Regions from separate parts of the Homo sapiens genome. Here region 2 is linked to region 1. The links are chromatin loops, found by intact Hi-C in ENCODE. Cell type or tissue: heart right ventricle. All regions are shown on one strand. Each heading gives the region's core, and the rest is flanking DNA. Links, peaks and the distances in the headings are about the cores only.

Region 1 (2,914 bases), core at 228-2,727:
TGGTGTTAAAAATGGTTGTCCAAGGAACCTAGAATGGATCCTTAGAGACAAACCTTTCTTCTCCTCCTCTAGAAAGAGAAGAGCAAGAATGGCCTACAGCTGAGACTCAAATAGAGTGCTTTAAGATTGCCTGAGGTTCTGAAACATACACTTTAAAAAATTGGTCCAGTTTGTTATTCTACTGTGGTGGCAAGTCAAAGAGGAAGGCAGGAGGTGGCTTCTCCAGAATTCCTCCAGTTTTCCTAGATTCATAGCTACCTATCAGATGGACACATCATTCTCCTGCTCCTATTTTATTCGGCAGCAAATTGAAGCCCACTCTCAATTGTGCACATGCACCATCTCCTATCCACCCTGACTGAGGGTGCAGAAGATAAGAACAGGACTCCAGTGCCTGCTCTCTGAGGGGGCGAGAGATCCTGGGAGACAAGGCCATCCTTCTGGAGACCTGGAGCAAAAAGCAGGTCACTGATTATTGCAATAGGACAAGGGACTTCCCTTGTGCCAGGATATGGGGCAAACTAAAGGATTCTTATTCACATTTTTGCAGTTTCTTTCCCAGAAGCTGGGCCCAGCACCAAACCTCAACTTTGTGTATATTTCTGGACTCCTCCACTTGCCTCCTTTCCCACTGCCACCACCGTGGTTTTGATCACCAACATTTCATGCCAGAGTTACTGCAACAGCTTCCTAAGTGGTCTCTCCAGGTCCACTTTTCCCCCCTGTGGTTTGTTTTTTACTTTATTATTTTTAATTGACACATAATAATTGTACGCATTTATGGGATGCAGTGTGATATGCCCCTCTGATTTACTCTCCACTCATAACCAAAGCTGTTATTTCTAAAGGCAAACAGAAATGTGCTACTCCCCTAGTGCAACTCTCAATAGCTCACTGCTGCTTGGGAGTTAAAGGTAGTGTCCTTGACATGGCTCAGAGGCCCTGCATAATGCATCCCCTCTGCTAGCTCACTGCTCATCTCTCCCTTGCATCCTGTGTTCCAGCCAAGACTGCTCTTCTACCAGCTCCCTCGGTACATCATGCTTGGTCTTGCTTACTGACTTTTGCACCATTAAGCTCTGGTCTAGAACACTCTGTGTCTGCCCTCTCTCGTTAGTATTTGCCAGGTATGACATACGTGTCCTTCATCTGTGCTCCTGCACACCCTTTACTTCCCCCATTATGGCACATTTCACTTTGTATTCATTCCAAAAGCCACTTGTCTATCTCCCCTATGAAAATGAAAGCTTTTTTATAAGGGAAGGTACCCTATCTTGTTTACTGTTTTATTCTTAGAATCGACCATAGTACCTAAAACATAGCAGATCCTCAAAACTGTGAGAGGGATCGACATATGGATGGATGAAAAAATGAACGAATGATTAAATGGATGAAATAAGAAGCCATTTGGACCATCATGTGCTTTTTAAAACCTCACGTTTCCCCAGAAAACCACCAGGCGGCGCAGGAGAGCACATGCTGTGGACCTGGGTGGCATACTGTGAAGGCTACTCATTAGTGGAACAAAAAAAATCCGCCCCTACACAGACGGTGCTCTCTGGAGAGGAAACCAACAAGCTGAAAGAGGGTTAAGAGAGTAGAAAATCTCCCAAGGAGGGACCCTCTGGCTAGAAGGCATCACAGGAGGTCTTTGGTTCACCTTCCCAACTCTCTAAGATGGTCCTTATACTGTCGCAGAAAGAATCCACTAATGCCTCTCCTTGGCTTATACATCTCCAAAGACCAGACTCAGATCAGGCAACTGAACCCTTAGTGCTGAGGGAACCTGCGATAGAGGAAGGCACAGCAGGGGCAGCAGGGATGGCTCCCATCCGGGCTCCACGACCACCATGTTTGGTTTAGGAGCTGCCAAGCAGTAGGAAGTGAAGGGAAAGAGACGGATATTTTATTTTGGGACTCTTGATAGAATTAGGAAGCCAGAAGCTATTCATTAAATCAGATACACATTGGCAAGAAAAAAAAGCCCAATTGTATGGGATATTTTAAATTCACTATTTAGCAATAGAGTGGAAAAAGAATCTCAAGATAATCACATTTAGCTGTGTAGCAATTCTCTCCCTCTTTCCTCTCTGGAACCCAGTTTTTCCAACAAAACCTTACAAGAGGAAAAGAATTTAAAGAACACTAGATTCATCCAATCCCCTTTCTTTTCAGATGAAGAAACAAAAGCCGAGAGAAGGGAAGTGACTGGTTTGAGTTTACCTAGCTGGTTAGTGGCAAAGGTAGAAAAAGAACCCAGGTTTCTTGACTCCTAGTCCAGGGATTTTCCACCCATTTTTCTCTTTGTATATACAGGAAAAGTACCAGAGTAAGGTTGCTATTTAAAAAAGAAATGTATAGTTTGGCAGTTCCTCAAAAAGTTAGACATAAAATTACCATATGACTCTGCAATTCTAAGGTATATGTGCAAAAGGATTAAAAACAGGCATCAAACAAGTACATGTACACAAAATGTTCACAGCAGCATCATGCACAACAGCCAAAGGGTGGACACAGCCCACATGTCCTCTAAGGAATGAATGGATAAACAAATTCCAGTATGTATATACCCTGGAATATGACTCAGCCATAGGAAGGAATTCAATACTGACATGCTCCAACATGGATGAATCCTGAAAACACGCTCGGTGAAAGAACCATGCACAAAAGGTCACAGGGAATGATCCCATAGATATGACATGTCTAGGTCTTATCTGTAGAATAGATACATACACTGAGACAAAACACAGATTGTCTTTGGTGACCAGAGGCAGAGGGGAAGGGAGAAGGAGGGAAACTGGTTAATGGGTATGAGGTTTCCTTTTGAGATGCAAATGTTTTGAACTGGATAGAGTTGTGGGTGCACACATTGTGAATGGACCAAATGCTACTGAATTGTGCACTTAATTTAATT
Region 2 (2,914 bases), core at 204-2,703, 56 kb after region 1:
AAAGTTCTGGAGATGGATGGCGGCAATGTAGATGCACACAGCAACATACATGTACTTAATATCACAGAACCATACAACTGAAATGATTAAAATGGTACATTTTATATTATGTATATTTTATCACAATTTTTTTTAATGAGGCAAATTAAACACAGGCTCTTCCTGTGATGAAATAAAAATCATGACACAGTTGTGCTAAAAAGGATAACAGGCTGGAATATTTGAATTCGATAGGGTCCTGCAAAATGGTAAGAACCTACAGTCATGCTAAGAAGTCTTCAACCAAGAAATGATCATTTTAGAGCACTAGAATGGGCATACAGAATCCCTGGGCTCCAGTTCCAACTTTGTCAGTAACTAGTTCTATAACACTAGGCAAGGGAGTTGCGTCTCCCTGGGCCTCAGTTTACTGATTTGTACAAGGGGGTTGAACTAGATGACCAAAGCACCTCAGCTGGACCAGGGGTTTTCAACTTGTGGTCCTGCAGCAGAATCTGGGAACGTATGAAAAATGCAAATTATTGGGCCCCTCCCAGACTTCCCGAATCAGGAACTCTGAGTGTGGGCCCAGCAGTCTAGGTTTGAACAAGCTGAGATAGGTTTGAGAACCACTGAGCTAGGACATTTTATGTTTTTATAGCTAATAGTGATCTGAGTAAGCCACATTTTTATGGAAATAAAAAGCATAAACAGCCAGACACATAAAAACACATTAGCAAATGAATAGGAATAAAGAGAATAATTACTTTTTACAAAAATGAGATGTAAATATAAAGTAGCAAATTAATTTTTTTTAAAAATCATAATTTTTAAAAGTCCAAATGAGTGCTGTCCTTAAAAGTTATAATAGCCTACCACCTGCTGTTTTAATGATGCAGTTCTTGCTTAAAGCATTTTTGAAACTTTATTTGGAACCGACTGCTGAGTCAGTTTAGAAGCTGAACGAAATCAGCTTCATTTGTTTGGAACTAAAAGTATCTTCATTTAGCTTGAGCCTAGACTTATTGTCCTGATTAGGCGGCTTGCAGAAATCAAATTCCCTCTAAAAGGAAGAAGACTGCCCATCCCTGAGGATATTCAAAGAATGTGCTGCAGCCTCGAAAGCGATTTCGAAAGCATAGCTCAGACGTGTTTCGGATAATGACAGAATTACATGTTTGACATCACAGAGTGCCCATCTGGAAAGGGGCAACACTCACTTCATGCAAGCTCAGACCTGAGAGCTGGAAATGGAACAAGAGGTCATTCTTGGGGAACAAGAACTCACCCTTCGACAGGAGTGGAATAGTCTCACCATTTCACAGATGAGCAGTGAATGCCAAAGGGGGTGAAGAATGTGTCTAAGGTTATGGAACTCACAAACTGAACCAGAACTTAGCTTTCCTAAAGAATCTTCACTAGGCTAAGGAACTTTGAACCAGGGAGTGGGGACAGGATCAGTAGAAGGCCCCACCCACCAGGCTGTGATGTCAAATCAGAAGACGAGGCTCCCAGCCCAGTCACTTTCTTCATAAAACAAAAGACTCTTTTGAATGTACTGAATATTTTGGCACCAGCCCTGGTCAATTCTTTCTCTGACGGTGGGTTGCAAAATATTTCTAGCATCCCACAAAGTCCAGTGAGGGCAAAGAGGGTGGAAAATTCTTTCACCATTTAGCCACACAGATTTTCTGGACTTTGGCAAGGAGGTGCCCAGTGTACCATGCTTCCCCCCCCACAGGGCAAAGGGGAGGGTGAAGGTGAAGGGTTCTATTCCCCGGGCTCCTGGCCACTCAGGACTTCTGCTGGCCCACGGCTGGAACAATTTCCTCCTTGTTCCACACTGTGTTATTCTAAAATGTTCACTTTAGGGGTGATGGGTGGGTGAGAGGAGATACTAAAAGTGAAATATTATTTTGAATATTTATCAAGTTGTTCCCACCCTGGGCTCCTCAAAAGGTCTTTAAAATCATCTTTTTCAGTTTATTTTATTTTACATATTAAAAAAAAAGATGGGGGTCTCATTATGTTGCCCAAACTCTTGGCCTCAAGTGATCCTCCTGTCTCAAACTCTTGGTCTCACGTGATTCTCCTGCCTCAGCCTCTTAAAGTACTGGGATTATAGGTGTGAGCCACTGTGCCCAGCTACTTCTTTATGGATCTCTCCCAATATCCCATAATCTAAATCTCTCAATCTTAGTTTGGCACATCCTCTCTTTCCTGTGTGATTCTCTCTCTAGTAAGACCATGCGCTCTATGGCTGAAGTGTGGCACTCTCTTTATTTCCCATAGCACCCAGCATGCTGGTGGGTGCAGTGCAGGCACCCAGCCATCACGTGGTGATGGTGATGGTGATGTTATCACATGATCATATATGCCTACTGTGTGCTGGGCACTCAAACGGTACTCTGCTGATATGCACGACCTCAGCTAATCCTCAGAACAGTACTATGTGCGAGGGGCTATTAACTCCATTTTTCAAGCTGAGGCTCACAAAGGCTAAGTAAGTAGCCTATTCAAGGTCAGGGGAGGGGCTCAGGTACAAATCTAGGTGTCCTGGACTCCAAAAGCAGAGGTCTTAACATCCAGACATCACTCCCTGCCAAGTTAAGAAGTTAGAACACACCCTCAGCCTATCTTCTACCGCAGGTGGTTCTCTCTACCTCAGCTCCATTCCCTCGCCTGCCTTCCTAAACTCCAGGGCCAGGGAAGAAGAGGCTCTCAATACCCAAGGGGTATTGACTTCAGGGACCACCAATGAGATTGCTGACCATTGAAGAACCAGAGGGAGGTGGAAAAAGCAGCTGACAGAGAAAAGGTAGCACCTTGAGTGGCATAGACCTCCTTCTCCCCAGGCCCAGCAGCCTTTCTGTACAAGCTGCCCTACATATAGATGCTACCCTGAGGCTTGAAAGTTCCTGAATCACAGTCCTTC

What was found. Hi-C counts contacts between places; a loop is a spot of excess contacts. Peaks named below come from ENCODE experiments on the same cell type or tissue, not always from the same donor. Only the 100,000 strongest peaks of a DNase experiment are listed, where the experiment ranks them.
Region 2: it touches region 1 in a loop (2.4-fold over the local background); 16 of 110 quality-filtered maps call a loop at or near these places.

Annotation. Positions count from the first base shown.
Region 1 is chr1:204,940,464-204,943,377 of GRCh38, reverse strand. The region is part of intron 2 of NFASC (neurofascin); the gene reads right to left. Among named protein-coding and RNA genes, the nearest start is that of CNTN2, 100 kb to the left of the region's middle. RefSeq lists a silencer at 1,443-1,542. In heart right ventricle, for the core only: a CTCF peak has its summit at 1,461 (motif pointing right); a DNase peak (open chromatin) is centred at 1,477; H3K27me3 peaks cover 330 bases.
Region 2 is chr1:204,884,192-204,887,105 of GRCh38, reverse strand. The region is part of intron 1 of NFASC (neurofascin); the gene reads right to left. Among named protein-coding and RNA genes, the nearest start is that of NFASC, 57 kb to the right of the region's middle. In heart right ventricle, for the core only: no CTCF peak of the experiment used is centred there; a DNase peak (open chromatin) is centred at 1,476; H3K4me3 peaks cover 453 bases; H3K27ac peaks cover 2,500 bases.